Linked DNA regions of Mus musculus: region 1 is linked to region 2. A link is a loop called in an ENCODE intact Hi-C map of the cell type or tissue named here. Cell type or tissue: heart. All regions are shown on one strand. Region 1 overlaps Efr3a (EFR3 homolog A). Region 2 has its middle 58 kb from the start of Gm23907.

Evidence for each region. Hi-C counts contacts between places; a loop is a spot of excess contacts. Peaks named below come from ENCODE experiments on the same cell type or tissue, not always from the same donor. Only the 100,000 strongest peaks of a DNase experiment are listed, where the experiment ranks them.
Region 1: a loop joins it to region 2, with 2.8 times the contacts of the local background. A loop is called at or near these places in 2 of 42 quality-filtered maps.

Annotation. Positions count from the first base shown.
Region 1 is chr15:65,822,669-65,830,668 of GRCm38, reverse strand. Efr3a (EFR3 homolog A) reads right to left here. Exons shown (of 23, transcript NM_133766.4): 5 at 5,934-6,055; 6 at 793-942. Among named protein-coding and RNA genes, the nearest start is that of Gm41338, 39 kb to the right of the region's middle. In heart, CTCF peaks have their summits at 4,620 and 4,827 (motif pointing right); no DNase peak of the experiment used is centred here.
Region 2 is chr15:65,633,025-65,641,024 of GRCm38, reverse strand. No RefSeq gene overlaps it. Among named protein-coding and RNA genes, the nearest start is that of Gm23907, 58 kb to the left of the region's middle. In heart, a CTCF peak has its summit at 3,307 (motif pointing right); no DNase peak of the experiment used is centred here.

The DNA.
Region 1 (8,000 bases), 190 kb before region 2:
TGGATTTTGTCAAATGCTTTCTCAGCATCTAACGAGATGATCATGTGGTTTTTGTCTTTGAGTTTGTTTATATACTGGATTACGTTGATAGATTTCCGTATATTAAACCATCTCTGCATCCCTGGGATGAAACCTACTTGGTTAGGATGGATGATGGTTTTGATGTGTTCTTGGATTCGGTTAGCAAGAACTTCATTGAGGATTTTTGCATCGATATTCATAAGGGAAATTGGTCTGAAGTTCTCTATCTTTGTTGGGTCTTTTTGTGGTTTAGGTATCAGAGTAATTGTGGCTTCATAGAATGAGTTGGGTAGAGTACCTTGCGTTTCTATTTTGTGGAATAGTTTGTGAAGAACTGGAATTAGGTCTTCTTTGAAGGGCTGATAGAACTCTGCACTAAACCCATCTGGTCCTGGGCTTTTTTTGGCTGGGAGACTATTAATAACTGCTTCTATTTCTTTAGGGGATATGGGACTGTTTAGATGGTCAACTTGATCCTGATTCAACTTTGGTACTTCAGGATCTTTCTGAAAAGAGATTTTTAATGTCATGTAAATGTCTGTGTGTGCGTGTGTGCATGTGTGTGTGTGCGTGTGCATGTGTGTGTGTATGGGTATGTGCATGAGAATGCAGGTGTGCATGGGGAGCAATGGATCTACTAAGAACTTTAGTTAAGGCAACTCCAAGCTGTCCAAATCAGGTATCTAGAAGAGAACTCTGATCTTCTGCAAGAACAGTATGCCCTTTTAAATTCTGAACCATCTCTGCAGACTCAACTTTAGTATACAATACCTGTCAACTTCTTCTATCTTCTGCATGTTAAACAAAAGGGATGGAACAATCTTATCCATATGCTGTGGTTCCCAAATGGTAGCCCGAAGTTCATCATTAACTGTTTTGCGAACCACACCTTGAATGCCTCTTATTCCAGCAATGCGAATCCTATAAGGATGGGAAAAGAAAGACCCATGAAAACAGGTTATTTAAACAAGTCTGTTTATCTACCTAAAAGAATGTATGTTGATATTGCTCTCTCAACCGTAAAATGTTTTAAAATTATATACAATATAGGTATGAAATGGGAATTTCAAAAGTCTAAGGTGGAAAGAGATACATTTCAAAAGGTGGTTTAGCCATCATCTTTATACATCAGTAAGTTCAAAGGCAGTAATCTACAGGAAGGTTAGTACATGTAATATGTGTTAATAAAAAGCAGCCAAAAGCATAGCTTTCTCTAACATAAGCCATTGTGAAGCCCCAGAGCCAAGGGAGGAGCTCCCAGTTCCTGGTGGCACTGTACTTCTATATACTCTGCCCACTGTTCCCTTAGAAAGACAGCTTTCTATTGACAGCTCACAGCACTGTAGTTCATCAGTGCTGCCCTAACGTCCTATCACAACACAGAAGCCCCAGTTCCCTCACTGCCTTCATTCTCCTAGGGGAAAAAAAAGACTGAAGAGAAGTGATGAAGTTTGCACAGACTGCAGATGGACAAAGTCTCAAGAAGAGTTAGCTGCCAGCCCATGTCTCTTACAAGGTAACTTCTGCTCAAATTACCTCCTTCTGTCCTACTCTCAATTCTTTCCTTCCTTTCCACCATTTGAATAGCAATTGGAATTCTGTTCTGCTCACCTAACACTGCTGTAACAGATTTAAAGAATAGAAAATGTTGAGAAGGAAGTGGTAATGTGTTACACACCCATGTGGGTACAGTGAACAATTCAAGAGCAACAGGTAGGGAGAATGGGGATGACAGAAATAAGACACCAATGGGAAATGGAATGGAAGATTTAAGACAACTTCTGCCTATTTCAAAGCTCTGCCTATACACGCTTCTTTCTAAACTACTGATCACAAGAGTGAAAATCGAACAGCACTACAGAGGGTGTCTGCTCTACATATCTGCTATTCCCTGGGGAGGAAGACAAGCACAAGTTATCGAAAGGACAGGAGCTTAAGTGGAGCAGGAGACGGTGGTGACCTGCTGTAAGGCAGAGGGTGCATGCTGGTGACCTTTATGAGCCACTTCAGCTACACAGCCAGCACCTAATCCAGCTCTAAGGCCTGTCCTGACCAGTATAATCTATCTAGTCTCGGTCACCAAGACGATTTAGTTTCCACATGAATAAATTTGTATCATATATGCTTTAAGGGTGCTGTGAACAGTTGAGTGATAAGCTGAACAAGAACTTGCTCACAGTAAACAGTCAACAAGCATTAGCTATTTGTGTGTCAGTCACTATAATGCTCTTATAGCTGCAGGTTCTTAGAGAAAACAGACTATGATGTATAAATTTACAAGTATTAACTATTTCTGTAAAGAAATACAAGAAAATCTTAATACAGCCACAAATGATTTGGTGTACTTCCTGCAAGATATGTTAGAGCAATGGTGTCACAAAGCTTGTGGGAGTGGCCAACCAATGTCTGATATGACTTAAAGTCCACTCTAGGAGATGGAACCCACACCCAACACTACTTGAGTGACCAAGAACTTAAGACTAGATACCTCAGTCACCTAAGATAAAACTAAATAATACTGGTCTAAAAAAGAAAGCCAAATGTAGTGATAAGATGATTCCCAATGCTATTCTGCTCTACCTGCAGACCAGCCCCGTGTTCACCTAGCATCAGAGCAGCTTTCTCATGAAGCAGATGAGAACAATAGAGACCTCAGCCAGACATTATGGAAAGAGTGAAAGTCTTTAGAATAGTCAGCCTTAAATGTGATGTCTCCATCAAATCCCTCCCCTCAAAGTTCAGAAATCCCTGAGAAGAAGTGGAAAGAGTGGAAGAGCCAGAGGGGTAGAGGATACCAAGAAAACATGTCCTTCTAAATCAACTGAGCAAAGCTCAAATGACCTCAGAGACTCATGCAGCAAGCATGGGGCCTGCATGGAGCTATCCCAGGTCCTACGCCTATGTATTATGGCTTCCAGTGAGTCTCTGATTCTTGAGCCATCTCTTAGGCTCTTTTCCTTCTGTTGGTGTATTTTGTACAACTTTGACATGTTTCTTTTTGTTTTAGTTTATATTTTAATTTATTTTTTAAAATGGATGGGCAGATAGGGGAGGTGCCCAAGAATCAACTGGGGTGTCCTTAGCTGTGACTCACAGCATTGGGGATAGGGAGCCTGGGGAGGCTGCCTCCTGTGGCCAGGCAGGAACCCCAGTGGAGGGACAGGGACACCAACCCATTCACAAAACTTTCGATCCAAAACTTATCTAGTCTACAAGAACTGCAGGGATTAGGGATGGAACACAGAATGAGGGGGTAGCTAACAAATAACTGCCCAACCCATCCCATGGGCAAGTACCAATCTCGATGATTAATGATACTCTGTTTTGTTTACAAGACATGAATCTAACATGGCTATCCTGAGAGTCCAGACCCACCAACTGACAGATCAGACAGATACAGATACCCACAGTCAGAAGATGGAGCTTGGGGACTTTTATGGAAGAATAGAAGTAAGGATTGCAGTCCTAAAGGGAAAGAGACTCCACAGGAAGACCACTAACCTGGACCCTTGGGGCTCTAAGAGACTGAACCACCAACCAAAGAATATACATGGGCTGGGCCTAGGCCTTCCCTCACATATATAACAGATGTACAGCTTGATCTTCATTTGGGTCCTGAACAACTAGAGCAGATGCTATCCCAAAAGCTGTTGCTTGTATATAGGATATGCTCTTCTAGTTGGGCTGCCTTGTCTAGCCTCAGTGAGAGAGGAAGCACCTAGCCTCAGGGACTTGAAATGCTAGGGTTGGGGGATACCCAGGGGGGCCTCCACCTGCTCAGGGGAGAAGGGGAGGGGGGAAAGATTATGGGAGGGGGTAGTGAGCAGAATATAAAATGAATAAGTAAAAAACAAACAAAAATAGATGGATGGATGGATGGATGGATGGATAAAAACCTAGCTACTAAGGTAAGACTAACAAATGAATCGTCACTGAGAAAATCCAACAGAGTGTGACACTGAGTATAGCAACCCCTCCAGGACAGAAGTAGATGAACACCATATAATGGACTCCATAGTAAAAGTCTGTGTGTGCGTGCACAAATGCCCATGCGCTTGAGATCCTACACATTTACATTTGTTTACAGTTGGTGAATTATTGCTTTATTTTGTATTCTTGGTTTGGTTTGGAGAAACATTATTGTACTGGGTTTTTATTTGTTTTTGAGAAAGAAACTAAAGTTGGGTGGATAGGGAAGGGAATAGGAGAATAATTTCTAGACTCATCTCTGACTGTCCAAGCCTGAAGGTTCTGCAGGACTTGTATTTTACTAAAGTGTAAAAGGATAAAAAATAAGAATCTAAGTTGGAACCTGAAAAGAAATTTAAATAAACTGAAGAAAACTGAATTGACTTTTACTCAAGGAAAAAAATTGCAACTTGTATCTTCAAGCATTTTAATTGAAACATTGTTTTAACAGTGATTCAAATGAAAACTTGGCAATTTTAACTTCAGAAACTTGTGCTGATAAATGACCCCTAATTGGTCAACCATAAAAAAATAGACATATAAACATTAAATGGACTCAGTGGGTTGTATTTATACATTTAAACACACACACACAAACATACACACACACACATATGCACTCCCACACAAATATAAAATAATCATAATTAAAGAAAAAAGATGTCATGAACTTGATGGAAGATAGAAAAGGTTGGAGGGAAGTGAGGGATGGAAGATAGAAAAGGTTGGAGGGAAGTGAGGGGAGGAGAAATTATGCAAATACAGTAAAAAAATAGTAATTCTGGATATAAATAGTATGTTCAAAATACAAGGTTTTCCACCAGGGGGCGATAAATAGTTAAAGATAAGGTAATTTCATGTTTGAATTATTCAAACACATTTTCTTATATGATTAAAAGCATTTTAAAATGTCTGTTAGGAGATAAAATTTTAGTAGTGATGAGGTGGCCAGGAAGGTTTAAGACATCACATAGTGAATAAATGGCCTGGACTGTAATGAGGAGAAATTACAGTCAGGCCAGTCACATGGAGAAAATGACTATAAAGTCTCCTCAGCATCCTTTCTCCAGTGACCCATAAGTCTCACGCCTGCTTTCACTGTGTGCACCTGCTGGGGGCACACTCTGAAGCAGTTCAGAGAAAATACACCGGTTCTCCATTACTAACATAACCTCTGAATTAGGATGGCAGTAATGCTCACACTAATATTGTTTATCAGCATCATTTTTACTTTTATTTTTAACTACACACCATTAGTCACTAGTCAAAGTGCTCAGTAATACAGCAGTGCTCAGAACAAAAACCCCTGGCCTCCTGTCCTGCTCTCTACCAAGAGAACAGGAAAGGGAAAAAGGTTCGGAGTGGTGGTGCACACCTTTAATCCCAGCACTCAGCAAGCAGAGACAAGAGGATCTCTCTGAGCTCATGCCAGCCTCGTCTACAAAGCAAAAAGCAAGGTCTAGAGTGACTAGGATGACATAGAGAGGCCCCATATCAAGAAAACAAAAACAGAATAAAAATGAAAAGATAAGGAACAACCACAAGTAGCTCAGCAGTAGGTAAGAGTGAGGTTAGTAATGAAGTCATCCAGGAGCGAACCCTGAGTGAAGTGAGGACAAAGCTGAACACGCTAGACTGAGAACATAGCTTCTGAATGGACTGAAGAGGGCCATGCCCAGAGTAATCCCGAGACAGCAAGCGGATCACAGGAACTGAAACAGGCAGAGGAGGAAATGGGTCACTCTGGACGAGAATAAGGACTCTGAATTTCAACCACTTTCATCTTGCACATTCAGTTGAATACTGTATGTTCTAACAATGGAAGGCTGTTTCATGAGCATCTCTCATGCCTTTTGTAGTCACTGTGAAGTACAGCAGCACAATATTCAGTCACTTCTTGTATCAATCACTTAAGGTAAGTCATGAGGTAAAACAGTACATACTCGGTTCGTATTTCTGGATCACTATGACAGGAGTGACACATGGCACTGAATCGAGATACAAAGAAGTCATAACGTCTATGATAGGACGGTGTATCTTCTTCAATATTTGCAAATTTGACAAACTAAAAAACAAAAATAACAATACAAACAAAATACGTCACCTTTTAAAAGTGAGTAAACACATTTAGCCTCCTTATCTATTACACTAACAAGCAACATCCAAATAAGCAAATGGAACACATAAAACAACAAATGCTGTATATGTACAAATACTGTATATGTATATGTAATAATAATCTTTTAGAAAACCAATGATACAGCTCTCTAAATAAAAAGAGTATGCAACCTGGCTGATGTTCTGTAAGACATTTACTTTTACACTTTTGTTTTTTGTATTTTTCAAATTTGCTATAATAAACACATCACTTTTAAAATAGAATAAAAAGGTAGAAACAAAACAAAAATGGACACTAAGACCTTTCTTAAATGTGAGGGGGATGTTGAAGAGGATAAACCTTAATTCTTTTGTTATTGAAAGTTATAAATACAAAGATAATCTAAGCAACTGTCTGTGGCAGACAGCTTCTACTGCCCTTGTAGATATAAGAGCAGAACATAAAATGTGAGGACACTCCAGAGGAGCTCTCCCAGTTCACAGAAGTCCTAATTCTGCAAACTGCAAGTTCTTTTGTGCTAATTTCTTAAATAAGGTGGAAGACAACAGAGAAAGGCACATATGTCTAGCTCTTTCTTCCACATACTTATGCATGGGTATGAGAACTCATACACACATGCATACATCCCCATACATAATAATAATAATGATAATAATAATAGAAGAAGAAGATGGAGGAGACAGAGTAGGAGGAGGAGGGAAAGAAAAAACTTTATTTTATTATTTGGGAAACAGACATGTTTAAGAGATACCCTGAGATACCACACAATCCTTTAGGTGCAGGCTTCCTCATCTGGAACACTACTAGAATCGGGAGCCAGATAAAGCTTTAGCTACAGGACCTCCTCGGGGACTGCAGGACGTTGAGCAGTTCTCACCTCCTGGATGACACCTACGCTTCAGACTCCACCGCACAACAAACCAAAACGCTGCAGACACTCATCATACATGGCAGGACAGACAGGCTGAAGACCCATGCTTTACTGGAATAACTAATTTTGCTGACTGTTCCTTCTGGATATGATTCAACAATACTTAAAATTATTAAGATTAGGGATGAGGCTTGAATAATGGCAAGGATCAACCAAGTAAAAGCATAAAAGGAATCTATATTTTCCCCGATTCATAGTACACAAAACTATGGAGTACTTTTATAGCACAAACTACATAAACACAAGCTCTAGGGTAAGACCTAGGACTGAATCGCTCTACAGGTACTACATTCTTTTTGTCTCATGACAAATCATTTAACTGTGACTCCTCACACATCAAACAGGAATTTCACTTCCAACTGTGAACTAAATAACGCAATATATTTGAAAAGCCTAGTATACAACATGTTTATCTAAAAGAATAAACAAAATCTACTTGATCCAAAGTTGCACATTGCTGACATTTATAGCTATTATGTACTATTATATTTAACAAGCTACGCTTTAGTTGTTTTCTGCGCCTGTGTGAGTGAGTGTATGCACATGTGCCAATAGGTATGCACGGAGGTCAGAGGAGCATATTTGTGTGGTGTTCTAGCACTCTCTGCCTTATTCTCTGTAGGCAGGATCTTTCATTGAATCTGCAGCAAGGATGGTGGCCAACAATCCAGGGAGATTCTCCTGTCATAGCCCAATACAGTGCTGGGATTACAGGAGCACAGGAGACCATACCAGGCTTGTTATGCGGCCTTGAGAATCTGAACTTCAGCTCTCATGCTTGTGCAGTGTATAACCACTGGACCATCTCTCCAGGCATGCTCACAAAATTCTTTCATTATAAGACACATGCCCCTTTCGAATTCATAGTGTCTCAGATCTCAGAATATTGATGCAGAATGTATGGGATACTTGTTTAACTTGGCCATGGAGCATCATAAATCTGACAACCTATCACAGAGC
Region 2 (8,000 bases):
CTCATATGTACTAACATTTACAGAGGCTCAAGTCTCTTCTATAATAATGGCAGTGTTTGAACATTCAACACATGAGTATACTCTGGGTATGTTAAATTATCTCCAGATCATTTATGATACCTGGTAGACTGCAGATGGTTTTTATATTGCATTATTTTGGAAGTGATGGGAAGAAAACACAGTTATGTTGTTCAGTATAGATAGCATATTTAAAAATATTTCCTATTATTCATAGGTGGAATTCATATGTGCATCTTCCACTGATACAAGGAGCTGACTATCTATCTATCTATCTATCTATCTATCTATCTATCTATCTACATATCATCTATCTATATTCATATTTTTAATGTAAGGCAAAGAAACAATGCATAATGAAAGGAATGCTGCATCAGTGATAACCTAGGGGTTTATAAGCAAGAATATAATTTCTTTTTCCAGTTGAAGAAAGTGTAGCTTTCAGGACTGCATCAGAGGCAGCTGAAGTTAGAGCATCATGGAAGCAGGAAGGCAGGTTGCATAAGCTCAGGAAAACAGTGGAAATGAATAAGGGTCTGGATCAAACTGTGTCCTGATCCACTGGCTAAGGTCTGGAATCCAGGACAGAATAGAAACAAGCTTGGAGAGTGATACTGCATTTTTGTGGCATTTGCATACCTGTAAGTCATTTGCATTTAATTTAGCACATTTATGATGTTCCGTTTTCAACATCATAAATTATGATGTTACCCATGTTCAGTTCATTATGCTTTCCTTCTGTAACTGGGATTCAAAGAACTGTGACATTGTGATCAGCTGCCATGGGATGTGATTGGTGAACCTGGTTATTTCCTTTGCATAAGTTAGATGGGCAGGAACTCAAGAAGAGTAGCAGAAAGCAATAAACACGTTGGGAATGCTTACTCTGGACAACCACAGTCTTCGGAATACAAGTTAAGCATTATTCTTTTGTTTCATATGCATAACTTGATTCAGCATCGATAAAGTCCCTTCCTGGGTGTCAACAGAAGCCCCAGGAACTCTTTCAACCACACTTTCTATGGCACTCACAGGAAAACTACCTTTCACGTTGTCCAACAAGCATTCCAAGACTTCACACGTACCCCATGCTAATTGCATTCCCTTTAATTTTAGCATACTCTAAAGTACATGCCTCCAGCATCTTTTGGATCCACCATCAGTCCCAAACATATACTAATTGTGTCCTGGAATAAAACATCTCCTATTTAACTAGCACATTTTATGTTTTCCACTACATAAACCACAGATTTCCTCATTTCCTCATTGATTGCCCTCTAACAAATTGTAGCTGTGACATGGCAAAACCACATCATCATTTCCTACCCCATTTAAGCTCCTTTTGTCTGTAACAGACAATGGCATCAGCAAACTCTAGTTGCCAACGCGACAGCCAGAACTTAAGCTGAAGAACCCTCCCTCTTCCACAGGGACCCACACTAATTAGTTGCTAAGATCAATTGACTCTGCCACCCTATTTCTGCCTATACTCACTGTTGTTACTTGAGTGTAGGCCACTGTTGTCACGCACTGGCTTCATGCAACAGCATTTTTAACAGTTTCCTCTGTTCAGCTTGTTCCCTCCAACACGCTGCTCATGCTGCAGCTGGAATGACCTTTTCAAAATTACAATGGGAATTTGATGATGTCTCTTTATCACTGGCTCCCGCTGCTCTTGGATCACCCTCTGTTATACGGAAATTATCTTCAGGTTCTAAAGTGATGATCATAGAGGTCAGAAGAGAAGAAGCAAGAAACATATTTGTCAATCTCTCCAGTCAAGTGAGAGAGAGAGAGAGAGAGAGAGAGAGAGAGAGAGAGAGAGAAGAACTACAAGTATCTGATTAGGTACTCAGCTCAGTGAGCATGCAGAAAGATGTCAAATGTAGAAGGTCGAAGCTGCTTCAAGATATAGTGTGTGCACTTGGCAGGGACCTTGTATATTCTCTTCCCAGGAAAGCAAATACAAGAGAAATTGTGCAGGAAGATTACATCTTCCTACAGTAGGACTGCTAACCCATGTAACAGGTCAGGGTGGCCTTTTCTCTTATTTACCAATGGCAGAGCATTTTTGGACCACCCTTCCTCACACAATAACTATTCTAGTGCCTCCTACCTTGCTCTTATTGTCTTACACCCACTCATTGCTGTCATTTTGCATGTTTATTTGTCAAATCCACAATCCAGATTGATATAGAAGTTCATACTCTATGCTTCAGAAATCATCCTGTGTTGTAATCCACTCCTTATTTATTTTATGTCTCCTGTCACATTAAGCCTTAGGTCACCTTAGGACAGCATCTGCTTTGTTTTATTCATCTCTCTGTGTCTCTAGAAACATATGTGTGTACTTCGATTTTTCTGAGGAGGAATATTCATCACATATACAGAGACTGGCCAGAAGTCACGCACCCACTAGTGAGTGTCAGAGTCATGATTACAATAGGCTGCTCTACTAATGCACTGGCTTATCAATGATGTAATAAACGGATCAATTCTATTACACTGCCAACAGTAATGGTGGTAGTTTTATGCCATATAAAAGGATAAATAATACAGATATCCCAGGAGAGTTCCAGAGACCACAGCCTATGGATGAACAATGGACATGAACAATTCCAAAGCAGAAACATGCAAAAGTAAGGGAGTCCTGAACCTATATAGGGTGTGGGATGACTGAAGAGTCATTCTTAGGAGGTATAACTCTGTGATGAATCTCTCAAAATGAGTAGACATGAGTTATCTCACAAGCAAGAATGAGGGGTTTCAGACAGTAGCAAATACTAAGCCTTCCTTGGATCCTGGTGCTCATACTATGGCACTGAACATTGGTTTAAAAGGAAAAAAAAGGTAAAAATGGAATGAGAATACAAAAGAAAAAAATGGAATTGCACCAGAAAAAAGGGATGGTAGGAGCTAGGTAGTGCAACCCCAGAAGGGAGAGCAACCCAGGATGCCTATCAATCACACTGTGCAAGGACAGGGCTAGGCAAGCAGATGGAGAGGGGACTGGAAGCAGAGCTCGATCATCTGTGAGCCAATTTCTGTAACTCCCATCTCGAGCTCTTAATCTGCAGAGTACAAGTGTGCAGAGGCAATTGAATCTGCCGAACAATCAGCACCATTAGTTGCCATCTAGGATGCGTAGGGAGAGGGAGAGAAGGAGGAGAGTGTTTTAGAGGGGGATGTTCTGCAAGGCATCTTCCTGCTAGTGACCTTTTCCACACCTGCTCATGGCCCTAGTGCCAATTCAGATGTATTGCAAAGGATTAGCTTGCAGGAGGCAAGCAAGGGCAATGTTTATTCTGGGCAGTAGGTGGTGCCCTTGTTTCTGTCTCAGAACTTCAGCGTTTGTCTCTTTGCTCTGGAGACCTCAGCCTCAGGATTGACATCTTGTAAGTTATACTAGGCAGAAGAGAAAGATTAATACATGTTGAACTGTTTTTTTTTTTCCGTGACCAGCATGTGCAAGGCCCATGGATATAGAGAATATTATTCAGCCCACACAGCTCCCTAGCCTCAATCAGTGTTCCTCTGCTACTTCCTCTCTTCCTGCCTTGTATCTCACGTTTTCTCTTTGACATTAAAGCCATCATGAATCGAGGACTTACTATGAACCAGGCACCAAGCAGAGCCCTCTCAGTTATGACTTCATTCAGTCTTTATATCACACATATTTGCCACATTCTGCTGCTGTTCTTCTGCTGGTAAGGGAATTAGACAGATATGACAACAACTGGTGGGTAATGAATATGGGACTAGTTTCTCATATCCAAAAGGCCTCATTCTCCCTCCCCCCATCATTTTTATATTTTAATAATCAGACTTAATCATAGTCTATTTTCTACTGGGTCCCTCTGAGAACTTCTGCTGTGAGACTGGGGGTTGCCTTATATGTAGAAACAAGACCCTTTGTCCATTAGAACACCTAAAGAATTTAAAATAACATTGCAACACATCACCAAATCTGAAATATCTACATCCAAAATGGTGATATGGCAGTGACTATGAATTTGCTCCCACACCTGTTTTCCTCTACCTCGGTCAACTCCTTATTAGCCATCTACATGTATTTCATAGGATGGATTGTGCAAATATATTATTTACTTGTTAATCTTATTTATCCTACACCAAACAGCTGACATTTAATGAACATCTACATTGCAGGCTTTGTTCCAAAGGACAGGTTTTCCTTGCTCCCCCCGACCCACTTAGATAGTGTCTTGCTAGGTAGCAAGGATAACCTCCAATTCACTGTGTTGCCCAAGTTGGACTCAAATTTATGACCTTCCTGCTTCTTAGTGTTGGGAATGCAGGCACGTGCATATGTAAGTAGACACATATGCATGATTTAATAGAGACTTTGATTTCAAGGTTCTGACAGTCTAGTAGAAGAGACATGCTAGTAGGTATGTCATCACAAAATGATGTAATAGATGTTATGATGTAGGTGACCATGTGATGCTGGAAGGCTATTACTGTGTACTTAGCACACTCTTGGGCATTCAGTGAAAGAGTTTTAAATAATTGAGTAAATAAACCCAGTTCATAGACCCGCTAAAGGTCTTCAAGGAAGAGATCTAAAGCAAGGAATAAAAGGTGAGTAAAGCAAGAGATAAGGGTGGTATTGGGCAGAGATAATAGGAAATGTGCCCCATGAATACTTCTCCTAGGCTCTGGAAAAACTACTTGGATCACCATATTATGCACAACAGATATTCAGTGAGGCTGTAGGAACTCTCTACCATCATCTAGTCAGAGTGGATGGTGCCTGCCACCGTCACCTAGAATTATATACACTGTAGTGGTTAGTACCAGTTGTCAAATTGGTGAGATTTAGAATCACCTGGAAATATGCCTGTGGTGGATTATCTTGATTAGGGTAAATAAGATGGGAATACATACCCACTTCGGGTAGCACCATTCCCTAGGCTGGGATTCTAGATTGTATAAAAACTGAGGAAGCAAGCTGAGTACAAGCAGTCATTACTCTGTACTTCTGGCTGTGGGTGTGATGTCAAGCTCCAGCTCCTATAGTTTATCTAACATGATGGACTGTATCCTAGAACTATGAGCCAAATAAAACCTTTTTTCCTTAAGTCCCATTTGCCTGAGTATTTTATCCCAGGAACAGGAAGAGTAGCAAAGACATACATGGCATCCACAGACTGCAGTGCGACACTGGTTCTAAATGGGTACCTGGGACACTATTTCTTTGAATCTGGAAACCTCTATGAATGCTTTGGAAGCTGTCTAGCATCTGGACTTGTCCTATCTATTTCACTTGTTTTTCAGACCCTTCCTGAAATATATTCTTTGTGCCTGTAAGGCATAGGTCTTAGCATTCTGCATACAACCCTCTACTCATCACAGGTATTTTTGTACTTTACTCCACATGCAGTATACCCTCTCTCTAGTTTCTCTTTTTCTGTGTTATATACATGAGAATGAGTATCATGTTCACAGGAGCTGGGTTTTATTGTACCTATTTTTTTTCCAACACACAAAGAATAAAGAATTTGGATAAAGTCACTGAGTTGGTAAGTACAGAAATAGGATTTTAAACCATGCAGTCTAAACTCACACTTCCTATAACGTTACACAATATCCAATGAAGAGATATTGAGTTAGTTGGGCATCATATTTGTATCACCATATGAAAATGATCAGTCATGTTACAATTAGGTGTGGGTCTCTTATCAGTGCTTTTCAAACTACTTGCAGTAAAGGACTCATTTACCCATCCTCACCTCAGTGGAGTAATACCTTTGCATACAAAAGGATCCCTAGAAATACATTTATGTGCTAGGACTATGTGTGCATGCACACACATGTGTGTGTGTGTGTGTGTGTGTGTGTGTGCATGCATCTTTGACCATTTACTCCTAGCTTTTGTCTGTAATGTATTGTGAGCCATCTTTGAACAGCACTGATCTGCCTGCTTAGATTAGCAATGTGTTAGTGGATTCAAGAATGAATCAGAAATGTTTGGCCCAGGGTTTTAATGAAAAGAATTGGGAAACCTTAAACCTTGTGATTTTTTGTAAGACTTGAGAAAACCTTTACTTGGGGCTCTCTGTGAAGGGGGCATTTTAATTGTCATAGGATATTCTGGTAGATAGACAGAGTCCAGTCTAGACAACTCCACATACATGTTAACAATGGGAAAAGGAAATTGGGTCAGAACCTAAAAAGAGTCAAAACTACTGTTTGAAAAGCATAGATTGCTCTTCAGTACACAGATTGGATTTGGAAAGGGATGATGGACCTTGCCACTGATTCCACAAGGCAGGATTGTTATTGATGAGTACTTGGGTAGAACATTATAGTTTGAAAAATCTCATTTTGAAGTTTTTCATTGCACTTTAACACACTGGTTATTTCTTATGATAAATAACAGGAGATTATAAATAAGACAGGTAGGGGAAATTCAGTACATGCAAAGGCATAAACAATCTCCTGCACTGAAACTTGAAAGGATCCAAGGAGACTTAGTTCAAGGCCCTCATTAAGGTAAGGAGGTCCTGCTCCTGCAGGGTTAGTTGGGGTGTGGCAAGGGATACAGTTTTCTAACAGTTGAGCTGGAATGAATATTCCAATGCCTGCTCTTATCAGACCCATCAGCCTCAATGGCTCCTAGGATGAGAACAATAATCTTTCCAGATCTAACACATTGTTCAGCTAGTCTGATGGACATCCCAAGGAGAGAATGTTCCATGCTGGCTGGCCTTCTGATCACTTCTATTTGTTGATCAAATTGATACATGAAATATTAGTTTTGGTTTGGATAATTATGTTATAACTTAGAATGATGACTGACAACTTTTTAAATTCAAGTAAATGTTATTGTGATCAACCTTATAGAATTTAAGTTTTGTACTATCCTAACTACTTTTTAAAAAATTGTTTTAAAAGTCAATGATACTTTTGAAAGCAAGTACATGCAAATAGGAATCCATAAAATATTCTGATGAAAACTTTTCTTATTTGAAATATTGTAAGCCAAAATCTAGGAGTCTGTGTGTTGAAAACTCCTAGAAAGTTAAGGAAACACTGGAATTTAGGAACTGAGTAGGGAAAGAAAGTATATAACCATCTGCTGCTGTCTTCCTGGTCATGAGCATGGTATGCATAAGGCAGGGCTAAACTTTGTGTTGTAGTCCCTTTTGCCTCTGGGATATGATACCATTGGAGGCACTGACCCCTTTCATTCAATGGGTGGCACTCTAGTTTCTGGCTAGAAGTTGGTATCTCCTGGAAACTCAATCTAGTTGTCTGGGTCCTGATGGCTTGCACAGTTTATGTAAGTCCTCTGTTCCAGAGGTCTGGAACCCCCTCCTTTCTATGACTCATGAGTTACTAGTTGGCAGCCTAGGTATATGTTCAAATAAAGCTCAAATTATTTCCAATGTCAGTTTGTATTAGTAGGACTCATTGATGCATGTGGAAAAAACTCAATTTAAATAGATTTGCACAAAACCAGACAAGTTTGAAAGTTTCTGGTTTTGAACTGGATTGCATCTAGAGGTTCAGAGTTTACTACTGTGAAATATCTGTATGTTGTGGTTTCATTCTCTTTCTTGTTGGTTTCTGTGGGCTTACTGAGGATCTACTATGCCATGCTTAGTCTGTTATTCAGGCACCAGAGGAGGGGGCATTGATAAAGAGACAGAGACAGAGAGCGGCAGAGAGAGAGACACACAGAGAAACAGGTATACATGCACACAGAGAGACAGTCAGAGAAAGAAATAGTGAGGGGGGAGAAGTGGAAGAAGAAAAGGAAGGATGGAGGAGAGAAGAGGACAGAAACTTCTCAAGAATTCTGAGTAATGTTTACATCTGTTGTGATGTGAATCAGATGTGTATCCTTGGGACATACACTGTGAACAATAACATGAGGCCCATGATCATCAGTCAGGCATGAGGCATGTGGTCATTTCTAGAAGAGGTCAGAGGTCAACCCTAGGTTAATTACCTGCTCA